Regions from separate parts of the Homo sapiens genome. Here region 1 is linked to region 2. A link is an interaction called in ENCODE POLR2A ChIA-PET data of the cell type or tissue named here. Cell type or tissue: HepG2. All regions are shown on one strand. Links, peaks and the distances in the headings refer to the core of each region. The heading gives the core; the rest is flanking DNA. Region 1 holds the start of RPS8 (ribosomal protein S8). Region 2 overlaps MUTYH (mutY DNA glycosylase).

What was found. Peaks named below come from ENCODE experiments on the same cell type or tissue, not always from the same donor. Only the 100,000 strongest peaks of a DNase experiment are listed, where the experiment ranks them.
Region 1: POLR2A ChIA-PET joins it to region 2 with 5 read pairs; 17 of 35 experiments call an interaction of 5 or more read pairs at or near these places.

Annotation. Positions count from the first base shown.
Region 1 is chr1:44,770,785-44,782,954 of GRCh38, forward strand. It overlaps RPS8 (ribosomal protein S8), which reads left to right and starts at 4,756. Exons shown (of 6, transcript NM_001012.2): 1 at 4,756-4,816; 2 at 5,250-5,356; 3 at 5,891-5,990; 4 at 6,830-7,005; 5 at 7,216-7,345; 6 at 7,792-7,995. The coding sequence starts at 4,813. The coding sequence ends at 7,901. It overlaps SNORD55 (small nucleolar RNA, C/D box 55), which reads left to right and starts at 5,081; the gene lies at 5,081-5,154. It overlaps SNORD46 (small nucleolar RNA, C/D box 46), which reads left to right and starts at 5,708; the gene lies at 5,708-5,805. It overlaps SNORD38A (small nucleolar RNA, C/D box 38A), which reads left to right and starts at 7,058; the gene lies at 7,058-7,128. It also overlaps SNORD38B, the pseudogene RPS15AP11 and a transcript of BEST4 not described here. RefSeq lists a silencer at 4,800-5,009 and enhancers at 5,090-5,379, 6,954-7,465, 8,616-9,116, 9,117-9,617. In HepG2, for the core only: no CTCF peak of the experiment used is centred there; no DNase peak of the experiment used is centred there.
Region 2 is chr1:45,334,799-45,338,928 of GRCh38, forward strand. The region is part of intron 1 of MUTYH (mutY DNA glycosylase); the gene reads right to left. Among named protein-coding and RNA genes, the nearest start is that of MUTYH, 3.1 kb to the right of the region's middle. In HepG2, for the core only: no CTCF peak of the experiment used is centred there; a DNase peak (open chromatin) is centred at 1,313.

The sequences.
Region 1 (12,170 bases), core at 9,131-11,630, 550 kb before region 2:
ACATTCCTTTCCAGCCAACAACCTAATTCTCTCTTTCCCCTTTAAAGTCATACCTCTCAAAATAATTGTCTACATACATTGGATTTTTTAACTTCCCATTCTATTTCAAGTTTTTTCCCACTGTACTGTACAGAAACTGCTCTCGCCAATATCACCAAGGACTTTCGGGTTACTAAATCCAATAATCACCTTTTTTTTTTTCTTTGAGACGGAGTTTTGCTCCTGTCGTCCAGGCTAGAGTGCAGTGGAGTGATCTCGGCTCACTGCAACCTCTGCCCCCCAGGTTCAAGCGATTCTCCTGCCTCAGCCTCCAGAGTAGCTGGGACTATAGGTGTCCACCACTGCACCCAGGTAATTTTTGTATTTTTAGTAGAGATGGGGTTTCGCCATGTTGGCCAGGCTGGTCTCGAACTTCTAACCTCAGGTGATCCACCCCCTTGGCATCCCCAAGTGCTGGATTACAGGCGTGAGCCACCGCACTGGCCTAATAATCACTTTTTAGTCTCATTTTAACTAGCATTCACAGCAGCATTAAGCTACGGCAGCACCCTGTGTTGGCTTTCCTCTAGTCACTCTAATTTCTCTTTCTGTGTCCTTTGCCAGCTATCTTTCTCTATCTGGCCTTGAAATGACAACATTCCTTTGTTTTTTTGCGGGGTGGGTATGGAGTTTCGCTCTTGTTGCCCAGGCTGGAGTGCAATGGTGCGATCTCAGCTCACTGCAACCTCTGCCTCCTGGGTTCAAGCGATTCTCCTGCCTCAGCCTCCTGAGTTGCTGGGATTACAGGCGTGTGCCACCACGCCTGGTTAATTTTGTTATTTTTAGTAGAGACGGGGTTTTGCCGTGTTAGTCAGACTGGTCTCAAACTCCTGACCGCAGGTGATCTGCCCATTTTGGCCTCCCAAAGTGCTGAGATTACAGTCGTGAGCCACCGCACCCAGCCGAAATGTAGATATTCCTAAAGCCTTGGACCTATGTTTTTTCTTGTATTTTTTTCTTTCTTTTTTTTTTTTTTTAATAGGCAGCTGGAGAGGCTGCTTAGGTCAATTATTTTCTTTTTTCTTTTCTTTTTTTTTTTTTTTTGAGACAGGGTCTTGCTCTGTTGCCCAGGCTGGAGTGCAGTGGCATGATCATAGCTCACTGTGACCCTGAATTGCAGGCTCAAGCAATCCTACAGCCTCAACCTCCCGGGCAGCTAGGACTACAGGCACATACCACCATGCCTGGCTCCTACATATTTTTTTTTTTGAGATGGAGTCTCGCTCTGTCGCCAGGCTGGAGTGTGACGGCGTGGTCTTGGCTCACTGCAACCTCCGCCTCCCGGGTTCAAGCGATTCTCCTGCCTCCCAAGTAGCTGGGACTAAGGTGCGCACCACCACACCCAGCTAATTTTTGGTTTGTTTTTTTTTTTTTTTTGAGACGGAGTCTCTCTCTGTCGCCCAGGCTGGAGTGCAGTGGCGCTATCTTGGCTCACTGCAAGCTCCGCCTCCTGGGTTCACGCCATTCTCCTGCCTCAGCCTCCCGAGTAGCTGGGACTACAGGTGTCCGCCACCACGCCTGGCTAATTTTTTGTATTTTTAGTAGAGATGGGGTTTCACCGTGTTAGCCAGGATGGTCTTGATCTCCTGACCTCGTGATCTGCCCGCCTCAGCCTCCCAAAGTGCTGGGATTACAGGCGTGAGCCACCGCGCCCGGCCTAATTTTTGTATTTTTAATAGAGACGGGGTTTCAACATGTTGGCCAGGATGGTCTTGATCTCTTGACCTCGTGATACACTTGCCTCAGCCTCCCGACATGCTGGCATTACAGGCGTGAGCCACCACCCCGGCCTCCTACATATTCTTTATAAGAAATGTTAAACACTATACTTTAGGGATCATTTCTATAGTTTGTTGCTAGGGAAGTTTCTCTGAACATGTACAGCACTGCACAAAAATCAAATCAAAATGGATTAAAGACTTAAATCTAAGACCTCAAACTATGAAACTATGAAACTACTACAAGAAAACACTGGGGGAAATCTCCAGGATATTGGTCTGGGCAAAAATTCCTTGAACAATACCCCATAAGCACAGGCAACCAAAGCAAAAAATGGACAAATGGGATCACATCAAGTTAAAAAGCTTCTGCACACCAAAGGATACAATCAACAAAGTAAAGAGACAACCCACAGAATGGGAGAAAATATTTGCAAACTACCCATCTGGCAAGGGATTAACAACCAGAATATTTAAGGAGCTCAGCTCTAAGCAGGAAAAAACTAATAATCTGATCAAAAAATGGGCAAAAGATTTGAATAGACATTTCTCAAAAGAAGACATACAGATGGCAAACAGGCATATGTAAGGTGCTCAACATCACTGATCATCAGAGAAATGCAAATCAAAACTACCATATCATCTCACCCCAGTTCAAATGGCTTATTTCTAAAACACAGGCAATCACAAATGCTGGCGAGGATGTGGAGAGAAGGGAACGCTCGTACACTGTTGTTGGGAATGTAAATTAGTACAACCACCATGGAGAACAGTTTGGAGGTTCCTGCACTGCTGGGTATATACTCAAAAGAAAGGAAATCAGGTTGGGCGCGGTGGCTCACTCCTGTAATCCCAGCACTTTGGGAGGCGTAGGCGGGCAGATCACTTGAGGTCAGGAGTTCAAGACCAGCCTGGCCAACATGGTGAAACCCCATCTGTACTACAAATACAAAAATTTGCTGGCATGGTGGCCCATGCCTGTAACCCTAGCTACTTGGCAAGCTGAGGCAGGAGAATTGCTTGAACCCAGGAGATGAAGGTTGCAGCGAGCCAACATCGCACCACTGCACTCCAGCCTGGGCAACAGAGCGAGACTGTCTCAAAAAAAATTAAAATTAAAGTTAAAAAAGACGAATGGCGCCAGGTGTGGTTGCTCACGCCTGTAATCCTAGCACTTTGGGAGGCTGAGGTGGGCAGATCACCTGAGGTCAAGAGTTCGAGACCAGCCTGGCCAACATGGTGAAACCCCATCTCTACTAAAAATACAAAAATTAGCCAAGCATGGTGGCGCATGCCTGTAATCCCAACTACTCAGGAGGCTGAGGCAGGAGAATTGCTTGAACCTGGGAGGCAGAGGTTGCAGTGAGCTGAGATCATGCCACTGCACTGCAGCCTGGGTGACAGAGCAAGACTCCGTCTCAAAAGAAAAAAAAAGATGAATGGATAAAATGTGGTACATATGTACAATGGATTACTATTCAGCCATAAAAAAGAATGAGATCCCGTCATTTGCAACATCATGGGTAGAACTGAAGGTCATTATGTTAAGTGAAATAAGCTGGGCACAGAAAAACACACTTATGCAAAGAGAATCGCATGTTCTCACTTATTTGTGGGATCTAAAAATCAAAACAATTGAACTCATGGTCCTAGAGAGTAGAAGGATGGTTACCAGAGGCTAGAAAGGGTAGTGGGAGGGTAGGGGGAAGTGGGGATGGTGGGGATGGCTAATGGGTACAAAAATAAAATATCATCATAAATAAGACCTACTATTTGATAGCAAAACAGGGTGACTATAATCAATAATAACTTGTGTATTTTATTTTTTTGAGACAGAGTTTTACTCCATCACCCAGGCTGGAGTGAGTGCATTGGTGCCATCTCGGCTCACTGGAACCTCCACCTCCCGGTTCAAGTGATTCTCCTTCTTCAGCCTCCAGACGGAGTTGCTGGAATTACAGGCGCCCGCCACCACGCCCGGCTAATTTTGTTTTGTTTGTTTGTTTTGTTTTGAGACGGAGTTTCGCTCTGTCGCCAGACTGGAGTGCAGTGGTGCGATCTCGGCTCACTGCAACCTCCAGCTCCCTGGTTCAAGCGATTCTCCTGCCTCAGCCTCCCTGAGTAGCTGGGATTACAGGTGTGCGTCACCATGCTCAACTAAATTTTGTATTTTTTTAGTAGACACGCGGTTTCACCATGTTGGCCAGGCTGGTCTCGAACTCCTGACCTCGTGATCCGCCCGCCTCCGCCTCCCAAAAGTGCTGAGATTACAGGCGTGAGCCACCGCGCCAGGCCTAAAAATTTTTTTTAATTAAAAAATAGATATCCTTCTAGCTCAGAAAAGTTAGCTGATCCCTCCTTTATACTCTCTTCCTAAGTTCCGTTCATTCTGGTGGCTTTAATTACCATTTATAAGCCAACGATTCCCAAAATAACATCTTCGGTGCAGATCCCTTATAAGGATGACCAGTCATTAATATTCAGCTTCCTATCTGTTAGTCCCACTCAACATGACTTAGCAAGATCTCAAAATGAACGTGTCCAGAACAGCTCCTACCTTAGCCTACCCCATCTCAGTAAATGGCCCCAATATTTATCCGATTGATCAAGTGACAATCTTAGGAATCCTTGACACCGCCCTCTCCCTCAATCCCCATGTCCAATCTACCACCAAACCCTTCAAAACAAAACCCAAGTCCACACTCGTTTCCAATTCCATTGCCTTCCACTCTTTTTCAACGCAGCCGCACCCACATCTCATCCTAAACGACCGCAGCAGCCTCTGAAACTAGTCTAAACACGCCCAGATCTGCCGACGCCGCAGACCCCCTTCCCCCAGCCCAGGGTCGGAGGCGAGTCGCCGGGGGTCGGCAGAGGTCAGCAGCCTGCGAGACCCTCCTAGGCTCGTGGCCCTAGGCGCGGCAGCTGACACGTAAGTCTCGTCGCCCGACGTTGTTTCGGCGCTCAGAAACAACGTAAAGTAAAGGGGCGGGGCAGCGTTTTACAAACCGAACCGTGAATCTTTGCGGTTTCTCTTTCCAGCCAGCGCCGAGCGATGGGTGAGTGTCGCTCTGCATTGAGGCGGGTGAAGGGAGGTTGAGCTCAATCAGGCCCCATCCTGCTTCACAGCCTACTGAGGAGTCCAGACGCCCCGACCCCCGGCCAGGGACAGCCACGAGGAGTGGTGGCCCTCGGGTTTCGGCCGCCCAGCCCGTCTCTGGGGGCTGCGAAGGCTCTGGGCTCCGGGTTCCGGGCCGCGGGCTGCGGGCTCCGAGCGGCGCCAACATGGCTGCCGCGAGGAGGAGGCCCCGGCCTGGCCGCACGTGTATGATGACAACTCGGTAATGCTGCATACTCCCGAGTGCGCGGTGGGGAAGCCAACCTTGGAGAGCTGAGCGTGCGACCGGCCCGGCGCGGGGGTCTCCGGGAGCTGGCGAGTCGCTAGCACCGAGTCACAGTGGCTCAAGCTTCCTTCCCCGCTTCCACATGCAGGCATCTCTCGGGACAACTGGCACAAGCGCCGCAAAACCGGGGGCAAGAGAAAGCCCTACCACAAGAAGCGGAAGTATGAGTTGGGGCGCCCAGCTGCCAACACCAAGGTGGGTGCGAGCGTGGGCCTGTCCGCCTGGGAGGTCGCCTTCCCCCGCTCTCCAGCGTGCTCGGGTCTTTCCGTGTGACAGTTGTGCGTTCTTTCTTGGGCTCTGATTTCTCTGTAGTAGGGCCTGGGTGTCCTGTCCCCCTTTAGCTGTTGGATAAGTAAGTACCAAAGAGGGAATGCTCCCTCAGGCCCCCAAACCTGGAGCTTAGGATTTCAGAGAGAAGGATACTGTGTGGGGACTTGAGCTTCTGGAGAGGGTGGCGCCTCGCGTCATAGTCAGAAGCCTAGTCTTGTTTTTTTTACAGAGGCTTAATTTTCAGCATTTGGGGTCAGGCTTTCCTCTTGGAGGCAAGTAGGGTGATGAAAAAGAATCCTTAGGCGTGGTTGTGGCCGTCTTGGTCACCTGTGTGCCACTTGCCAATGCAAGGACTTGTCATAGTTACACTGACTGTTGCCTCCTCCCGGCCCAGGTTCCTCTCCCTCACTTGCCTTGCTCTCCTTGGTAACCTAGTTCCTGTAACCTTGTGTTTTCCAGATTGGCCCCCGCCGCATCCACACAGTCCGTGTGCGGGGAGGTAACAAGAAATACCGTGCCCTGAGGTTGGACGTGGGGAATTTCTCCTGGGGCTCAGAGTGTGAGTGAGGCCCTTTGGGAGTGGGTGGGAAAACGCACCTAAACGGTCTTAAGATTCACCAAGTGGGCCTGGCGCGGTGGCTCACGCCTATAAGCCCAGCACGTTGGGAGGCCGAGGCGGGCGGATCACCTGAGGTCAGGAGTTCGAGTCCAGCCTGGGCAACAGAGCGAGACTCTCAGTAAAAAAAAAGATTCAAGTGCTTTTAGCAAGTAGTCTGTGGCTTAGACCAAGGCATTTGAAGTTTCTCCTTGCTGAAAGATCTTAAGGTAGCTGGGGAGTTCTCTCCACCCAGGCTGTCCTGCTCCAATCTCTTTTTTTGAGATTGGGTCTCTGTTGCTCAGGCTGGAGTGCCAGTGGCGTGATCTTGGTTCACTGCAGCCTCCGCCTCCTGGGTTGAAGTGATTCTCCTGCCTCAGCCTCCCAAGAAGCTGGGATTACAGGCGTGTGCCATCACACCCGGCTGCTTCTGTATTTTTAGTAGAGACGGGGTTTCACCATGTTGGCCAGGCTGGTCTCAAATTCTTGGCTTTAAGTGATCCACCCGCCTTGACCTCCCAAAGTGCTGGGGTTACGGGCGTGAGTCACCGTGCCCGACCTGCTCTGATCTTTCTGAACTCTGCAGCCTGAGAGATTGGGGCTGGTAAAGACTGCGGGTTGCCAAACATAACTAGAAACGTGGGTTAGGGGGTTGTGGAAGACGAACTGATGCCCCATGGCTTGTAAAGGCTGAGAGTTCCCTTATTTCTCCTTAAGGCCTCATGGGGCTGAAGAACCTGGAGGAGTGTGCCAGGGCCATTTGTCCTCCAGTTTACTTGATGCCAAATTTCTCCTGTGAGCAGGTTGTACTCGTAAAACAAGGATCATCGATGTTGTCTACAATGCATCTAATAACGAGCTGGTTCGTACCAAGACCCTGGTGAAGAATTGCATCGTGCTCATCGACAGCACACCGTACCGACAGTGGTACGAGTCCCACTATGCGCTGCCCCTGGGCCGCAAGAAGGGAGCCAAGCTGGTGCGTGTTACTTCCCTGTAGGGGTTGTGGGGAGGGCAGCCTGACTCCAGCCTTCTCGTGATGAAAACTCTGTCCAGTTCTGCTACTGAAGGGAGAGAGATGAGAGCCTTTTAGGCTGAGGAAGGCCAGCACTGGGGTGTGCAGGGTTCGAGAAAGCTCCCAGGGCCTGCCTTCCTTCCCTGAGCTCATATATTTGTATCCCCTTTTCAGACTCCTGAGGAAGAAGAGATTTTAAACAAAAAACGATCTAAAAAAATTCAGAAGAAATATGATGAAAGGAAAAAGAATGCCAAAATCAGCAGTCTCCTGGAGGAGCAGTTCCAGCAGGGCAAGCTTCTTGGTGAGAAGGCTGTTGTGTTGGAGGTGGGGAGTCGCAGAGATTGAGTGTGCCGAGGCACTTTTCCCTTGTCTCAGTTCCTTTGACTGCCAGCCATGCAGTCTAAAGGGTTCACTGATAACAGGCTGCGAGCACAAAGGGGAACGTTTGGTCACCCTATTCGTATGAAGCTGAAATGGGAAGCATTGGGTAGAAGAGTCTGCATAGGCCCGTGCTTGGAGTCTTTGTATTTGGGGAAGTCTCTGCCCAGGCTGAGGGGGCTGTCTCAGTGATGAAAACTTTGTCCAGTTCTGCTACTGACAGTAAGTGAAGATAAAGTGTGTCTGAGGAGACAGCTGGCTTCATGCTTGCCCCCAGGGTACCTGAACCCACAGAGATTCTTAAGCGGGTGGAGAGGTTTGGGTAGGGCCACCTTGTCGTTGTGCTAAGGATCACCTACTCTCTTGCAGCGTGCATCGCTTCAAGGCCGGGACAGTGTGGCCGAGCAGATGGCTATGTGCTAGAGGGCAAAGAGTTGGAGTTCTATCTTAGGAAAATCAAGGCCCGCAAAGGCAAATAAATCCTTGTTTTGTCTTCACCCATGTAATAAAGGTGTTTATTGTTTTGTTCCCACATTTATGTTGCCTGAATATATGACTGTTTTCTCTGCTTTATTTCCTTGCCCTGCAAAACTGATCTGGGTGGGTGGCTGCAACCCCTTGCCTTAACCTCTGCCTCCTACTGTCCTGAGCCAGGCTCACCACACTGTAAAGTCCCTGTTCTCAACTCCATGTCCCTGAAGGCCAGATTTATTATGTGGGCTATGTCTATAGTGGGAACATTTCTCACCACATTTTGGTGGGGATAGGGATGTGGCAGAGGCTATGAGGGGGTATCCCAACCTTGGGGTTCAGTAATATTGTGCTGGCTGAGTCATGATTAGAATCTCAGGCTATATTGCTTATAAAAAATTTTAAGGATCTTGTACCCATTGTAAGATTAACAGTGATTTCTGCCTTGCTTGGTCTCCAAGGGTCACTTCTTTGACTTAAACTTGCCCTGTCAAACACTTATCTTTAGTCCTGACCTGCCTGACATCTGCACTTGGATTTTTTTTTTTTTTCTTTTTTTGAGACAGTCTCTGTCACCCAGGCTGGAGTGCAGTGGCATGATCATGGTTCACTGCAGCCTTTACATCGGGGCTCAAGTAATACTGCCTCAGCCTGCCAAGTAGCTGAGACAATAGGCACTACACCCCTTTTTGTTTTGTTTTTGAGACAAAGTTTTGCTCTTGTTGCCCAGGCTGGAGTGCAATGGCGTGATCTCGCCTCACCGCAACCTCTGCCTCCTGGGTTCAAGGGATTCTCTTGCCTCAGCCTCCCGAGCAGCTGGGGTTACAGGCATGCGCCACCACACCTAGCTAATTTTGTATTTTTAGTAGAGACAGGGTTTTTCCCTGTTGGTCAGGCTGGTGTTGAACTCCTGACCTCAGATGATCTGCCTGCCTTGGCCTCCCAAAGTGCTGGGATTACGGGCGTGAGCCACCATGCCTGGCCTATACCCATTTTTTTAAATTATTTTTTTTGGTAGAGACAGGGTCTCACTTCATTGCCCAGGTCTTGAAATCTTGGGCTCAAGCAATCTTACCACCTTTGCCTCCCAAAGCGCTAGGTTTCAGGCATAAGCCACCACACCCAGCTTTGCACTTGGGTTTTTTGTTTTTCGAGACAGAGTCTGGCTCTGTTGCCCAGGCTGGAGTGCAATGGCGGGATCTTGGCTCACCACAACCTCCACCTCCCAGGTTCAAGCGATTGTCCTGCCTCAGCCTCCCAAGTAGCTGGGATTACAGGCGTGCACCATCATGCCCAGATAATGTATTTGTAGTAGAAACGGGGTTTCTCCATGTTGGTCAGGCTGGTCTCGAACTCCCATCCTCACGTGATCTGCCCACCTCGGCCTTCCGAAGTGCTGGGATTACAGGTGTGAGCCACCGCACCCGGCCTGCTTTTTGGGTTTTTTTAGATAGTCACTCCGTTGCCTAGACTGGATTACAGTGGTGTGCAATCTCAGCACACTGCAACCTCCGCCTCCTGGGTTCAAGCAATTCTCATGCCTCAGCCTCCTGAGCGGCTGGAATTACTAGGTGTGCACTGCCATGCCCAGCTCACTTTTTTTTTTTGTCCTTGAGGCATTTTATTTGTAAATATATGTATTACATCCCTAGAAAAAGAATCCCTGGATTTTCCCTCCTGTGTGTTTTCGTCTTGCTTCATGGTCCATGATGCCAGCTGAGGTTGTCAGTACAATGAAATCAAACTGGCGGGATGGAAGCAGATTATTCTGCCATTTTTCCAGATCTTTGAGTTGCACATCAAATCTGGGGCTGATCGCTCCACACTTGTTTAGCCTGCCTGTGAGGTTCACAACAATTTTCCCAGCTCTGTGATCATCAGTGATTTCAAATTCGCCAATGTAACCATGCTTCATCATCACAGTGAGAAACTGGACGATGACTTTGGAGCATGGCCTAAGAAGCACCTGGCGTTTGCCTCTCTTTTCGGCATTGTTGATGCTCTTGAGAGCATCTGCCAGGGCATTCATGCGCACCATTGTGACGGCGTGGAAAGATGGCGGAAAGAGGACGGGAGGGGAGAGCGCACGGAGTTATGGGCCACTTTTTGTATTTTTAGTAGAGAGGGTTTCACTGTTGGCTAGGGTGGTCTCCAACTCCTGTCCTCAAGTGATCCACCCGCCTTGGCCTACCAAAGTGCTGGGATTATAGACATGAGCCACTCGCCCAGCTTTGTGCTTGGATATTTTAATAGGGCTCCCAAAGGCCAGCATTTTCAAAACTGAGCTCTTGTCTGCCCCCACCTGCCATGTTCCTCAGTTTCAAGAGTCAGGATCTCACACTAGGCTGGAGTGCAGCGGATCGATCATTGTTCACTGCAGCCTCAATCTACTGAGTAGCTGGGACTACAGCTGTGGTGCAGGGCCCAGAATAATCATTTTATTTTTTTGTAGAGATGGGGTTTCTTGTTGCCCAGGCTAATCCTGAGCTCCTGGCCTCAAGCAATGCTCCTGCCTTGGCCTTCCAAAGTGTTGGGATTACACATGTGAGGTACTGCACCCCACCAAGATTATATTTTTAATGCAACAGCTTCCTATCTCATCAATGAAAATCCTTACCAAGTATTATGACTTGATGTGACCTAGCTCCTTCTATAGTGACTCCCTCCATCAACCACACAACCATCCTAGTTTACTGAACATACATGTACACATGCTATTCCCTTTGTTAGGCACGCTCCTTCAAATATCCACTTGGGGCTGGACACTGGGCATGGTGGCTCATGCCTGTAATCCCAGCACTTTGGGAGGCAGAGGCCAAGGCAGGAGGATTGCTTGAGGCTGGGAGATTGAGACCAACCTGGGCAACAAAGTGAGACCCTGTTTCTACAAAAAAAACCCCACATGGTTCATTCCCTCCAGGTCTTTGCTATGCCATCCTAGTGAATTCTTGCCGGATCACAATATTCTAAGTTGCAGTCGCCCCTCTGAACTGTCTTACACTTCGCCTGTTTTTTCTCTTTATTCCTTAATCTGACAAAGTTTGCTCTTTTCCCTTTGGAATGGTACTCCAGGGAAACAAGGATATTTGTTTCCTGCTGTGTCTCTGGCACCTGGAAAAGTGTATGGACATATACTGGGTACTCAAATATATGCAAGATTAATTGGGAAAAAAGTCTTGAGACTTTATTAAATTTGAAGTTTGGCCAGGCATTGTGGCTTACGCCTGTAATCCCAGCACTTTGGGAGGCCGAGGCAGGTGGATCACTTGAGGTCAGGAGTTCAAAAACCAGCCTGGCCAACATGGTGAAACCCCATCTCTACTAAACATACAAAAAATTAGCAGGGTGTGGTGGCATGTGCCTGTAATCCCAGCTACTTGAGAGGCTGAGGCATGAGAATCTCTTGAACCTGGGGAGGTGGAGGTTGCAGTGAGCCAAGATCTGTCCATAAAACCAGTGGGTTCTTTCTCTAAAGTCTTGAAATCCATCCATTCTCCATTTCTACCACCTTCACAGATGACCGTTCTCACCATGGAACAAGGCTTGTAAAAGCTGCAGAAAAAAAAAAAAAAACCTCAAATACCTCGTGAATGAATGGCCATCATTGTGGGGTGCTACTGTCTCCACATTATAGATTTGGAAACTGAGGCTTAGAAATATTCACTATTGGCTAGACGCGGTGGCTTACGCCTGTAATTCCAGCACTTTGGGAGGCTGAGGCGGGTGGATCACCTGAGGTAAGGAGTTAAAGACCAGCCTGGACAACGTGGTGACACCCCGGTCTCTACTAAAAATACAAAAAATTAGCCGGGCGTGGTGGTGGACACCTGTAATCCCAGCTACTCGGGAGGCTGAGGCAGGAGAATTGCTTGAACCCAGGCGGTGGAGGTTGCAGTGAGCCGAGATCAGGCCATTGCACTCCAGCCTGGGTGACAGTGCAAGATTCCGTCTCAAATAAATAAATAAATAAATAAATAAATAAATAAATAAATAAGAAATATTCACTATCCCATGGACATACAGATGGAAAGAAGCAAAGCCAGCATTAGAATCCAGTCAACTGACCCTGCCAGAGGCTGGAGTCTACTCACTGCACTCTAGTGTCCCCCCTCTGTCTTCCTCCTCTGTTCTGGCATTTATCCTGTGGCCTTAATATTCAGTTTTGGCCTTCACTGATTTCTTTAGGTGAAGACTGGGATTTAAAAAGCAAGAATCGTATAGGAGCATAGTTTTATCACAATTCCAATGTAGTGCTCTGTGGCAGACTGTTTCCAGAA
Region 2 (4,130 bases), core at 112-2,611:
GGAGCATTTGTGTATCTCTGATGCTTACTGTGACTGTGTGTGTGGATAGGGGTTGTTTAGGTGTGTCTGGGAGAATGGGGGTAGGCGGTTTCTCTGCCTCTTAGAGATGTAGCATGGTTACACTGAAACAGCCTGTAGTAGTCATTAAGTCCAAAACCTTCATTTTATCCTAGAAGAAACCAAGGATCAGAGGGACAAAAGATCTGTCTGAGAACAGATGGCAAATCAGTGGGAGAACAGAGATTAGCTATTTTTATTCCTAATCTAGTAAACCATAGGTGGCTGACCATCAACAATGAGAAAATGTGCCTGGTTGATTTTCACTGCTCCCTAACTGTTATAATGGCCGCCTTTTCTCTAACAGCTAAAATTAGTTGATATTTTGTGAGTGCCTACTCTATGTCAGACCCCATGAAGAGCTTTACCGGATCTCTCAATCTCCTGGTGACTCTATGAGGTATGTACTAGTATCACCTCCACCTTAGTTATAAGGAAATTGAGGTTTATGGAGATTAAGCGACTTGTTCTTTCAAATCCACGACCAGCATTCTTATACTGTGATAAAATGCAGTCCCTGCTAAGCCTCTGTATCAAACTCTCCCCCCAAACCTTTGACTTTACCACCTCATTTTCATCAAAAGAGCTTGCCTCCTCCTTCAGAAAAAAAAAAACCAACTTCAAATCTACCTCCATTTGCACTGTCTTACCCTCCTCCTCTTCAGGGTCCTGCTCCTCCAATCCCGTCTAACTGTTGGAACTCAGAAACTAATACCCCAGGCCAGGCACGGTGGCTCATGCCTGTAATCCCAACACTGCGGGAGGCTAAGGCAGGCAGATCACTTGAGGCCAGGAGTTCGAGACCAGCCTGGCCAACATGGCGAAACCCCATCTCTACTAAAAATCCAAAAAAATTAGCCAGACGTGCTCGCTTGAACCCAGGAGGCAGAGCTTGCAGTGAGCTGAGATCATGCCACTGCACAGCCTGGGCAACAAAGACAGAGCAAGACTCTGTCTCAAAAAAAAAGAAAAGAAAAGAAACCAATACCCCAAAATATGGCCCTCTGACATGCTGAACTCAAGAAGCCGCAAGGTCTCTCTGATCCTTCCACCCCAGACTCTCCCAAAGCCAGGATAAAGTTGTTCTCTGGAACTCTTTATCTGCCTAAAGTCCAAACTCACTAAAAAGAATACTTGTTTTTTCTTCCCCTCCCAATAAGACTAACATGTAACCACACCTGAACAAACCCTTTCACAGGTATTGTGTACCTCAGGATCACTCAAATTCCAAAGAGAACTATTAACAAGTCAACCTCTGTCCCCATTCCATTCTCTCTAGTAATCCTTTATTGCCCTTCAACAGAATCTCCTTCTGGCCAAAGTTCGGTTTATTTAAAAACAAATAGAGCTGGACATGCTGGCTCAGGCCTGTAATCCCAGCACTTTGGGAGGCCAAGGCAGGAGGATTACTTGAGCCCAGGAGTTCGAGATTAGGCTTGCAACATAGCAAGACCCCGTCTCTACAAAAACAGAAAAACAGAATTTCTCTTCTACCCCTTGTCAGGCCTCTGAGCCCAAGCTAAGCCATCATATCCTCAGTAACCTGCACTTATACATCCAGATGGCCTGAAGCAACTGAAGATCTACAAAAGAAGTGAAAATAGCCTTAACTGATCACATTCCACCACTGTGATTTGTTTCTGCCCCACGCTAACTGATCAATGTACTTGGTAATCTCCCCCCCACCCTTAAGAAGGTTCTTTATAATCTCCCCACCCTTGAGAATGTACTTTGTGAGATCCACCCCCTGCCCCCAAAACATTGCTCTTAACTCCAATGCCTATCCCAAAACCTATAAGAACTAATGATAATTCCACCACCCTTTGCTGACTCCTTTTTTTCAGACTCAGCCTGTCTGCACCCAGGTGAAATAAACAGCCTTGTTGCTCAGACAAAGCCTGTTTGGTGGTCTCTTCACATGGACACACGTGAGACACCCCTCCCATAATCTGTTTTGCCAGATGGTATATAAACTCACGAACTCTGTAGGGAGATGGGTAATCACTTTATGGTTCTCCCAATGTGCATGTTAATAAATTTGTATGCCTTTTCTCCAGTTAACCTGCCTTTTGTGAGCTGATTTTTCAGCAGATCTTCAGAGGGCAAAGGGAAAGATTTTCCCCTTGGCTCGTAACACAATCAAATCCCACCCTCCTTCCCTTCATAGCCAAACTTCCTTCACCAAACCTGCTTACTTCCACATTCATTCTACAATCTATTCTCCAAAGAGCAAAGGAATCTTTTCCAGATCACGTCACTTCCTTCCTTATAACCTTCAATGGTTTCCCATTCTTTTTTTTTTTTTTGGGATGGGGTCTCACTCTGTCACCCAGGCTGGAGTGCAGTGGTGTGATCTTGGCTCACTGCAACCTCTGCTTCCTCGGCTCAAGCAATCCTCCCACCCCAATACCCCACCCCAACTCCAAGCAGCTGGGACCACAGGCGCACACCACCACCACATCCAGCTAATTTTTGTATTTTTGTTAGAGACAGGGTTTCACCATGTTGCCCAGGCTAGTCTCCACCTCCAGAGCTCAAGCAATCAACCCGCCTCGGCCTCCCAAAGTGCTGGGATACAGGCATGAGCCACGGCGCCTGGTGACACCCCATTATATTCTTTTATTTTCTTTCTTTTCTCTTTTTTTCTCCCTCCCTCTTTCCTTCCTTCCTTTTTTCCTTTTTCTTTCTTTTTTAAATACTGTAGGCCTTTACTATGGGTCATTAAATTCTTGAGCAAGCTGGTTGTGGTGGCTCAACACTGTAATCCTGCTACTCTGGAGGCTGAAGTGAAGAACAGCTTGAGCCCAGAAGGTCGAGGCTGCAGTGAGCTATGATTGTGCCACTGCACTCCACCCTGGGCTCAGCAAGACCTTGTCTCTTAAAGAAAAAAAAAGATTGAGCAAATATTTATAGAGCCCCCTAATATGTGCCAAGCAGTTTTAGGCACTTGGCATACTTCAGTAAATAAAACATCAAAAGTTCCTGCCCTCAGGGAGCTTATATTCTAATGGGGACAGAAAAGGAATAATGAACATAAGTAAATTCCATAAGATGTTAGGTGATAAATATTAGCATAAAAAGCAAAAATTAGACCAAGAGGGGAAAAAAAAGAGTGCCAAGGTGGGGTTTAATGTTGCAATTTTAAAGACTGTGGTCAAGGTAGACCCAAAGCATTCTAAGTGAGTGCAAAGGCCCCAAGGAGGGTGCCTGGTATGTCTGTGGTACAGTAAGTAGGTCAATGTGGTTAGAATGGAATGAGATGGGACTGAGTGGTAGAAGAGGTCAGAGAAGTAAACCAGATGAGGTGGGGAGAGGAGGGTCACAAAGTACCTTATAGGCCATTGGAGGGATTTGGCTGCCACACCCTTGCTCTTAGAAGGCAGTCCTCTTACTACAGCCTTGCAGGTCCAGTGATCCGGGCACCATCCGCCTCATCCCCTCACTATGCTCTAGCCAAGGTTGACTGAATTTAGTTGCTTAAACACCTCAAGTGTGTCTGCCCACCTTGGGGCCTCACACAATCCATTTCCTCTGTTTGGACTCTTTTATGCTTTTACCTAACACCTTATCATTTTTCAAGTCTTGACTGAAATGTCCAAATCAGGTCCCCTCATCTTATCCTATCACATATTTCTGCCTTGTAGCTCTTACCTAATGTAATTTTACATTACTTTGATTCTTTCCATCAGTGTGTACTTCCTGAATTTGACTGTAAAAAACGACTTGAGTGCAAGGACTGATTCTCTTGTTGATTGGTGTGTGTCCAAAGTCAGTGCCAGGTAAACTGTACACAATAGATACCTGTTAAATGAATTAATGGGATGGGGGATAGTCAAAAGAGTTTCCCTTTTTTAGGATAGGAGAAATCCAAAGAGTTTTTTTATTTTTGTTTTTTTTTTGTTTGTTTGTTTTGTTTTTAGAGACAGTGTGTCCCTCACTTTGCTGCTCTGCCACTCAGGCTGGAGTGCAATAAGAACATGGCTCACTGCAGCCTCGACCTCCTGGGCTCAAGCCATCCTCTCACCTCAGCCTCCTGTAGCTGGGACTACAGGTGCGCACCACCATGCCCAACT